3 separate regions of the Homo sapiens genome follow, and all the other regions are linked to region 2. The links are chromatin contacts, found by Hi-C or POLR2A ChIA-PET in ENCODE. All regions are on one chromosome and are shown on one strand. Each heading gives the region's core, a stretch centred on a gene start or an enhancer-like site at or near the end of the contact. The rest is flanking DNA. Distances are from core to core; before and after follow the strand shown. Region 1 holds the start of MLXIP (MLX interacting protein). Region 2 holds the start of CLIP1 (CAP-Gly domain containing linker protein 1). Region 3 holds the start of VPS37B (VPS37B subunit of ESCRT-I).

The links. Hi-C counts contacts between places; a loop is a spot of excess contacts on that map. ChIA-PET counts read pairs that join two places held with the same protein, here RNA polymerase II (POLR2A). Pooled maps may share reads with other maps.
Region 1: a loop to region 2 is called in a pooled map, with 4 times the contacts of the local background. The contact joins the promoter of MLXIP here to the promoter of CLIP1 in region 2. A Hi-C loop is called at or near these places in 1 of 37 single-sample maps with no recorded cell type and 6 of 50 pooled maps. POLR2A ChIA-PET finds 5 or more read pairs at or near these places in 2 of 52 experiments (CD8-positive, alpha-beta memory T cell and activated T-cell).
Region 3: a pooled map shows a loop between it and region 2 (2.1-fold over the local background). The contact joins the promoter of VPS37B here to the promoter of CLIP1 in region 2. A Hi-C loop is called at or near these places in 2 of 37 single-sample maps with no recorded cell type and 6 of 50 pooled maps.

Annotation. Positions count from the first base shown.
Region 1 is chr12:122,077,297-122,080,452 of GRCh38, forward strand. It overlaps MLXIP (MLX interacting protein), which reads left to right and starts at 1,460. Exons shown (of 17, transcript NM_014938.6): 1 at 1,460-1,970. The coding sequence starts at 1,558. RefSeq lists silencers at 1,003-1,282, 1,293-1,742 and an enhancer at 1,803-2,042.
Region 2 is chr12:122,421,297-122,424,230 of GRCh38, forward strand. CLIP1 (CAP-Gly domain containing linker protein 1) reads right to left here and starts at 1,373. Exons shown (of 26, transcript NM_001247997.2): 1 at 1,225-1,373. RefSeq lists silencers at 670-1,069, 1,090-1,439 and an enhancer at 2,549-2,648.
Region 3 is chr12:122,894,280-122,897,489 of GRCh38, forward strand. VPS37B (VPS37B subunit of ESCRT-I) reads right to left here and starts at 1,845. Exons shown (of 4, transcript NM_024667.3): 1 at 1,673-1,845. The coding sequence starts at 1,783. RefSeq lists an enhancer at 1,509-1,658 and a silencer at 1,839-1,988.

The DNA of each region.
Region 1 (3,156 bases), core at 210-2,709, 340 kb before region 2:
AAAGCAGAGTGCAGGAGTGGCTGTGGACTCTGGACGCCCTGCTAGGATTAGGATGGGTGTTCCTGGCTCATGGGCCTCACTGGCTCTTCTGATGCCCTGCCACCCCCACCCCAGACTGGCTTTGAGCCCCGGAAACCTTGACAGCTTTCTAGAGGTGTCTGTCAGTTAGGTTGTGCCACGCGAAGTTGCCGTTTCTGCAGGTCAAATAGTGGTGGACTATTGGCAATTTCTAGGCACCTCTGGTCTGGTTGATCCAAATCCTCCAACCTGTGGCACATTTATTTAGCGCTCATTTTGTGCCAGCCTGCCTGCTAAGCAACTTATAGCCATTTTTATTTGTATTTATTTTTCTTTTTGAGACAGGGCCTCGCTCTGTCGCCCAGGCTAGAGTGCAATGGCGCAATCTCGGCTCACTGCAACCTCCACCTCCCGGATTCAAGCGATTCTCCTGCCTCAGCCTCCCGAGTAGCTGGGATTACAGGGGTGCACCACTACGACCGGCTAATTTTTGTTATTTTTAGTAGAGACAGGGTTTCACCGTGTTGGCCTGGCTGGTCTTGAACTTCTGGCCTCAAGTGATCCACCCGCCTCGGCCTCCAAAAGTGCTAGGATTACAGGCATGAGCCACCGCGCCCCACTATAGCCATTTTTAAACTGTCCCAAGTTTCTGAGGAAACGGAATTGTTCACCATTTGACAGAGAAGAAAACTCTGGCTCAGATACTCCCCTTTTAGAATTGTTTCGGGGGCTGGCTCGTCCGTCAAACTTTAAAAAAATAACAACAGCATGCTGAGTTGAAGTTAAAAGAGCTGGGGTCTGGAGGTCGCTGGGCTCAGGGGCGCTGCCACTCAACAGCTGCGCCGAGCTGGGGACGCGCAGGGGAAGCAAGTTCCCAGCTCTGTGGACTCCAGGTCTGAGAAAAATCCTGTCGGTATTCAGCCACCCAGTGTTCCCATCAATACGATGAGAATAATGAGGACAATAGCCACCACGTCCGGCAAACTCAGGCGTGAGCTGCGAGGACTCGGTACCGCCCGGCAGGGAAAAAGCAGGGCCTGGAGGCCGAGGAGCCCCACCCGCACCCACCACGTGGAGCCGGCCGGGCCTGCGGCGAAGCCACAGGGCGACTCCCGGGGCGCGGAGCGGGGCGGGGGCGGGACTAGCACGGCCCCACTCTGCCGACGCCTCTCCCAGGTCGCGACACCGGCGAGCCGCTCCGCCCGGCCACCGTGTCCCTCAGCACCCACGGACGCCGGGAGAGGAGGAGGTGGCGAGGGGCACGGCCGGGAGGCGTGGCCTCCGCTTCCCCTTTTTTTTTTTTTTTGGTCCGCCTAGCTAAGGAAAGGTTCCCCTGCGCCTTTAAGAGGCCGACGCGGGCAGCCGATTGGCCCAGACGCCTCGGTGACGTCACGCCGGGGCCGGAGCCCTCCCCCTCCCGCCGCGCCGCGCGCTCGCGGACAGTCGGCGCGCGGGCCGGGCCGGGCCGGCGCCCCTCTGCCTCGCGCGCTTGTCGCGTTGCCCCGGGCTCCGGGGGATGCCCCCGGCCGAGCCCTTCTCATGGCCGCCGACGTCTTCATGTGCTCCCCGCGCCGGCCTCGCAGCCGGGGCCGCCAGGTGCTGCTCAAGCCCCAGGTGTCCGAGGACGACGACGACTCGGACACGGATGAGCCGTCCCCGCCGCCCGCCTCCGGCGCGGCCACCCCGGCCCGGGCCCACGCGAGCGCCGCGCCACCGCCGCCTCGGGCCGGGCCGGGCCGCGAGGAACCTCCGCGCCGCCAGCAGATCATCCACAGCGGCCACTTCATGGTGTCGTCGCCGCACCGAGAGCACCCGCCCAAGAAGGGCTACGATTTCGACACGGTCAACAAACAGACGTGCCAGACCTACAGCTTCGGCAAGACTAGCTCCTGCCACCTGTCCATCGACGCCTCGCTCACCAAGCTCTTCGAGTGCATGACTTTGGCCTACAGGTAGGGACCCCCGCGACCCCCTGAGGCCCCGGCCGGAGGCCCTTGTTTGACAAAACAAGCGTGGAGGGAAGGGCCGCCTGGCAACCCCGTGGCTTCATGCATTCCCTTTGGGTCTTCCTCCTTCGGGAGGGTTTATGGATCTGGGGTTCCCCGCGTTGCCAGAGGAGCCGGGGTCCTGGCCTCTTCCCCTGCCAGCAGTGCCGGGGTCCTTTCGGGTTCACGTTCCCCATCCAGGCCCTCCCCTCCAGTGTCCTGGGACCACCGATGTTGGACGAGGAAGAGGTATAAACACTGGCTGCATCTTGTGTTACCCGACTCTATCGACTCCTTCCTCCAAACGCTTTGTGTGTTTCCCCCATATCCAGCAGCGGTCAGGACCACCTGTTCGGGGTGACTGGAGGCTGGCTCTGCTGTTTAATGGTTGTGTAACACCTCGGAGCCTGTTTCCTCCTTTATAAAAGGGGAATGACTGTAGTGTCTGCCTCCAAGGGGCTGTTGTGGGGATGGAGTGAGATAGGTAAATTGCTTATTCCAGTGCTTGGCCAGAGTTAGGTGTCCCTGCACCTGGAGGCTGGCCCCCTTACAACCTCATCGGGAGGCCCGCCCCCATCTCGGGAGGGCTTTGGGTGCCTCCTAAGAAGACTTTTGGTGCCACAGCTGTTGGAGGTGCAGTCTGTCCTTCTGGCAAGTTGGAGGGTTTTCTGGCCGGTCCTGAAACATTATATGAGGGAGATGTCATTGTTGAGGGCAGACATCCCAGACACCGTTCTGACATGTGGATTCGGCTCTGGGCAGAGATTCCTCTTTTCCAAGTCACAGAAAATGCCTGGCCCTCAAAGATTAAAGCGCTTTTTCACTCTCTCTCCCTTTCCCACTATGAATATTAGGTATTTGCTGCAGGTAACTTTTTTGTCTGCGCAACAGAACTTCTTTGGACTGGCAGCAGCGGCCTTGAGCAGCTTGGCCCTGCAGAAAGCTCATGATGGGATCTCTGCTGAGTTAAGCTTATTGCATTAGGAACTGGACTAGCGGGGGCTGTCTTAGGTCTGCTCTGGAGGCATCGCGGGAGAAGTTTCCTAGGAGACTCCATAAACAGCGTAATAAAAGAGCAGGAATATCTTGCCCCCTCTCACCTCACCTTTTTAAGAGAGCTGTGAGCCCCAAGCATATCCAGGTTTAAATGTTA
Region 2 (2,934 bases), core at 123-2,622:
CATGCCTGGGGATTCTTGCTAAAGGTTATCATTAAATCTAAAAGTCAAACAAACACATTCCTGACTCTGGGATACTCTCCTGATTCGTGGATACCATCGCTAACAGTAGTGACACAAATCAAATAATAAGAACAGCCAGAATCATAACCCTAATGACAGCAGTGGCCACAGCACTTAATACTTATAGAGCTGCTAGGGGCCACTGTCCTAAAAGAGGAAGAAGGCCAGGCTGCTGAATCACACACACACAATTACAGAATCTTCTCCACCCTTTGTTTTAAAAAACAGTTCACTGGCGCCCAAGTTTTGCTAAAAACAGGTATCTAAACCGATGACGGACAACGTGTAATTTCTTCATACCAAAGAGGTGGGGCTGTGCAGGGAGGAGGGGGTGGCGCTCGGCTCCTGCCAGATGGAAAAGCCACATGAAGTGGAGAAACAGCCGGATTCAGGATTCACCCCCGAATCAAAACCCGATTTTTGAAAGGCAGGACCTTCCAATTCGGGCAATCGCTAGGTTCTGCTTGTAAAATAACCTCTGAACAAGTGTCATCTGCCTTCCGCGCCAATCCCCTGCCGCGGTAGAAGGTTCGGATTACCGGGCAGCGGTGTGATTTCGGAAACCCGAGAGCGATCTGGCCACCTCCAGCCTTCCCCGGTCTCCGAGAATCACAGCCCCACTTGAGAGGAAAACAAAAGCCGGGGCAGCGGGGGAGGCCGGGCCAGGGTGCCCTCCATGCCGGATCGCGGGCGCCGGGCACCCGGGGCCTGAGGAATGCTCAGGTGACAGGCGCGGCGCCCGGGGCAACAGGTCCCGCCCGGCTTCGGCCTCCCGGGGTCCGGCCGATCCCACATCCGCCCCGGGGCCCAGGAGAGGGAGCGGGGCGCCAGGGAGAGAGCGGCGCCTGGGGCGGCGCAGGGGCAAGGAGTCCAAGCTCCATCTTGAGGCGGGCGGAGGAAGCGAAGGCCCGGCTCGGCGCTGACAGGGCCGCCACTTTTCCAGCTCCGGAGGAGCCCCCCAGGGACCCCCGGCCTCCGGCGCCGGCCACCCGAGACTCCCGCGGTCCCCTCCCGGACGGCTCCGGCGCGCGAGGCTCGGCCCCGCTCCCGGACGCCGGGCTTCGACCCCCGACCCGACCCTGGGCGGGCCCCGCAGGCCGGGAAGCCGGCAGGGGAGCAGGGGGTGCCGGGAAAGGGAGAGGGCCCGCGCCGCCCCCTGCTCACCTCCTCGGACGCCGCCGGTCGCCGCCACCTGTCCCACTGCAGCAGCAGCAGCCGCCGCGGCCGCCGCCTCCCGCCTCCCGGCTCGTCGGCTCGGGGCGGGGGAGAGCGTGACGCGCCGCCGCCGCCGCGGGGCCGGGCGGGCGCGCGCTGCCAGGAGAAGACGCCGCGCGGCTCCTCCCAGCGCTCCGCCGCCGCGCCCGCCCGGCCGGCCCGGCCGGCCCGGCCCCTCGAGTCCGCACCGGCCCTGCGGCCCGCGCCCGGCCCCGCGCCGCCCCGCCGCCTCTTTGTCTGCGCCCACCGCGGCCCCGGGAGGACCCTGGCCCCGGCGCGCCCGCCGCTCCGCCCTCGAACCCTCCCGAGCCCCGGCTTGGGGAGCAAGGTGCGAGGGAAAACCCACAGGCCTGCTCCGAGGGGCTTCTCGTCATTTCTGCAAAGTGTTCCCAGAATTTGCAAGTCACACCCAAGAGCCCCATTCAGCCTCGACCTCAGCCCGCTCTTTGGGGCTGATTCATTTGTTTGCCCTCCCCTTCCCGCCAGACAAGGGTGAGAAATCCTTTGAAACAGGCTGCAAGGCGCTTCCGAAGCAGGTTAAGTTGGGGATTGGGAAGGATCATCTCTGCCCTCGCCTCCCTCCAGGGAAAGACCCTGGATGAGGCGTCCCTGGAGAAAATGCTGAAAGGAACTGTAGAGCAGGTTAAGCTTGGGAAGAACTGTATCTGCTCCCCACTTCCCTCCGGGAACGACCGCGGGTTAAAAATCCTTTGAAACGATCCCAGGGTTTGCTCCGTTCGTTTGAGAAAAGCCCCTTTTATTCGCCCTGGCTGCTTGGACGGAAGCCCTGGTTAGTGTCCCATCCTCCTTCCCCCCTGGGATTTCCTTTAAAAGCTTTTGAAAGGGACAGGAGGGAAGGCTGCAACAGCCTGCTCGGGGCTGGGGTAGCAGAGGGCGGCCAGCATTTCACTCCCATGGACCATGGCAACCCCAGAAGCCTTACATCTCCAGGGAGGAATTTGCAGCTGTCGGGGAAGCCCAGGATTTTGTGGTGGATAAGGGGGCAGGGGCTTCCTCCTCCTTGCCAGTAGAAGAGAATAATCGGCGGGTGACCCCTCTAGCTGACCTTTATTCAAAGCACCGTGCTGCCTGGACCAGCAGGAAGAGGGAACTGCTCTGGTAATGCACGAAGTTCTGAACTATGTAAATTTGTCTCCTGGCCCCTCCTCTCCATTCATGTCTGAAATCCCTCGAAATGCTGTTACCTAATTCAACATCGCCCTAATTTACAGGCTGCAAGGTCAGGTGGTGGTGGTACTCCTGAAATCCCATATCCATATTCCTAATCTGAAAGGCGCGCCTCACCCCCTAATCTAAACAGTCTTCAGCTGTAATCAGCAAGCTGTGGAATCATAGATGTCATAGGATGAGGCACAGACCACTTCTAATGGGGGAGTTCAGCTAGGAACACTTATGGGCTTGTCTTTTCTTCTCTACTCAGTAGGCTGAGCCTGTCTTTATTAAAAATATTGTTTTGGGGCTGGGTGTGGTGGCTCACGCCTGTAATTCTAGCACTTTGAGAGACCCAGGTGGGTGGATCACCTGCAGACAGGAGTTCAAGACCAGCTTGGCCAACATGGTGAAACCCCGTCTCTAACAAAAAATACAAAAATTAACTGGGCATGGTGGTGCATGCCTGTAGTCCCAGCTACTCGGGAG
Region 3 (3,210 bases), core at 595-3,094, 470 kb after region 2:
TGGAGACCATAAACGGGGTACACTGCATCTTGGAGCAACGTTATTATGTGTCAAGTTACAAAGCCCATGAATACAAGGGGTGTATTAATGGAAAGACTGATACCATCTTACTACAGTGGCCTCTCTGTAGCTCCGGACAATGATCTGTTGAGGGTTTTCCAGGGATTTTGAATGTGCAACCTCCATACAAGCTCTCTTTTAAGGGGGCTGGCTTGGTGCTGAACAATCCCTCTTCGGAAAGAAAGCCAAAAGCCCCCACACGGGCTCCTGGGTGAGAGGCTCAGCACTGTAGGCGTGGGAAGGCTCAGACTTCAGAGACATAAAGGAGTGGTAGGTGGGCCAGGAAGAGCTGGGATTAGCCTGGGCCCACCTGCCTGGAGGAGAACCAGACCCAAAAGATCAGACTTTCCGAGAATGAGTCCAAATGGGTTGAGAGAAAGGGAGCACACACTGCAAATCTGCAAGGATGAAGTCAGTTACCCGAGAGCAAACCACACCTCAAGGTGTGAAGGAAGATAACCAGAAACAGGAGCTGGCACATGCCTTCCAGGGGCTGGGCAAGGCTTGACTCTCAGAGGTGAGGGTTGGCAGCCAGCCCCAAACCCCCATTTTAACTTCTTCCTGAAACTGCTCCAGGAACCTTCCTTAGTCCCAGACACGTGGGACGCAGTGGTACAAAGCCAGCCACACTAAATTTCCCACCTTCCCTTCCTCGGTGGAGGGGGCAACCCTTACAGAAAAACGTATCCTGTCGCCACCCTTAGGCCCATCCACGAACTCCCGTAACTCTGCTGGGGCCACTTCAAAAGAAGTCAGACTCCAGGGGCATTATTGGGACCCCTTAGATACATGGAACCTTCAAACCTTACCCTGGCTATGGTATGACCATGGACTCCTGCCTCCAAACCCTGGGCTGGGGACCCTCGCCCAACCCTTAAAGAGCCTCAGAACCACCTCATAGACTCAGCTACAGACCCTCAGCCTCCCGAACCCATCTTGGAACCCTCAATCCTCTCCTAAGAGTCCTATTTGGATAGTCCACTCAGTCCCCCAAAACCTACTCTGATCCCCTATAGCTGCCTCAGTCCCCCTGGTTGTCCCCAACCTTTCCTCTCAAAGGAAACCCCCCAACCTCTACCAGATCTAGCTCTTGGTCCCCCTCAGTCACCCCTAATCCTCGCCTCCGACTCAGCCCTTATTACTCTCCCCGCTCCTCCGACCAAACCAATCTCAGATCCCCCCAGTTCCGTCCTCTTCCGCCTAGACCCAACGATAGCACTCTAATCCCCAAATTCCCATTCCAGGCTCCCTAATCTCCACTTCAGACCCAGCCTTAAGTCTTCAGACCCAGCCTTAAGTCCTCAGCCCCACAAAACCTTGTCTCAGGACCCCCAATCGGCTCCCCAAGCCCCGTCTCAGGACCCTTTTTCCCGCCTCCGCCCTAGTCTCGGTCCCCTCAGTGCCTCAAACCCCCTCTCAGGCCCCCTATTCCTGCCTAAGCACCAGTCGCGGTTCCCTGGCTCCCGCACCCCGCCCCAAGCGCCCCCATTTCTAGCCCAGTCCCCTCAACACGACCGGAGGCGCCGCGGTCGCCTCCGCCTCCGGCCACCGTTCGAGGAGCGAACCCCGCTCGAGGCCTCACAGCCGCCGCCTTAAGCCCAGCTCGGCTCACCTCCTCCATCTTCTGCACCATCTCCGTCAGCTGGCCCTCGTCCTCCAGCAGCTCGTTGAGCTGCACCAGCGACAGCCCGGCGAACCGGGCTTCGCTCCCGGCGCCCGCCATCCCCACGTCTCGGCCGTCGTCGCCACCGCCGCTGCGGCCACCAGGCTCCGCCGACCGGAAGCGCCGCCCTCAAGGGCCGCCCCCCGCGGGGGGGACACGTGACGCCAGCCCTGGGTCGTGACGTCATCACCGCGCGGGCGGGCGGACGTGACGTAAGTGTCGCGGCTCGCTTGGAGTGGAATGTGTCAGGGACAGTCGGGACTTCTAAAGGGAGGGGAAGGGCCCTATGATTGGGCTGTGACGCGTGAGCGCATTAATGACGTCACTGCGGCTCGGGAGAGCGCGCCATGAGGTCATAAGAGCCTTTTTCCTCCAGGAAGAGAGATACCGCGATCCAAGGAAAACAGGCAGTGGGAAGGAAGTTCCCGCAGCCTGTGAGCCCAGCCCGATGCACGGAACCCAAAAGACAGAGACTTCATGGGGAAACAACTTTAGGTGTCATTGGTTACTTGGAATTGTGGAGCTGCCACGTCATTCATTTAACAAATATGTTTTGAGACCTACTCTGTACTGGGCATTGAGTATACAGTTCTGAATAAAGCAAAACGGACCCCTGCTTACATGGAGCTAACAGAATGAAAGAGGACGCAAACAAAACAAGAAATAAGTAAAATAATTAGGCGATCACAAATAAGGGAATGGACACTGAAATAAGAAAATAAAAAGACCTTTAGGGTAGTAAGAGATGGCACTTTCGGAGAAGGTGGCGTCTAAGGAAATGTGAAGGATGAGAAGGGAGGAACCAGCCACCATTCCTGTAGGAAGCTCAAGGCAGCAAAACCAGCACGTGCAAAGGCCCTGGGACAGGACTAACTTGGTGCATTCAGGAATGGGAAGAAGGCCAGTAAGGCTGGAGCATTTTGAGCAAGGACCCATTGAGTGGCCCCTTTGCATCACCTCAGAGGAAGGTGCCCAGACATCCAGGTGGGCCAACCTGTGCTCTTTCAGAAACAACACGATTTAGGGTGCAGTCGCTCTCAGTCTCTCAGCTACCGGGAAGCCTCTTAAGATCCAGGAGCCTGGGAACTCATTATCCTACTTTGGAATCTGTCACAGTTCTAGTTAGAAGAAACCTAAGGCTGAGGTTAACCATGACAGCCCCCTAATTTTACACATAAGGGAACTGAAGCCCTGAGAAGGGGAAATTTTTTGGGCTTTTGCTTTGTTTCTGAAAATCAAGTAATTGGCAGGTCTCCTGGCTCCCAGTCTGGCGTCCACCACGCTGGCATCATAACACACTGACCTCGTCTCATAACTCAGCTCTGAACACAGTCGAGGCATTCAGCAAATGCTTATCGGCAGACTTAGGGGCTTTGTGTATAAAGCTGATTCTTCTGCAACTCCATGGGTAAAACATAAGGTCTGTGTTCTCCATCCATACGTTAGGCTGGGCTCTGCCAACCTCTTCTCTCCTTCCAGCCCGTTGT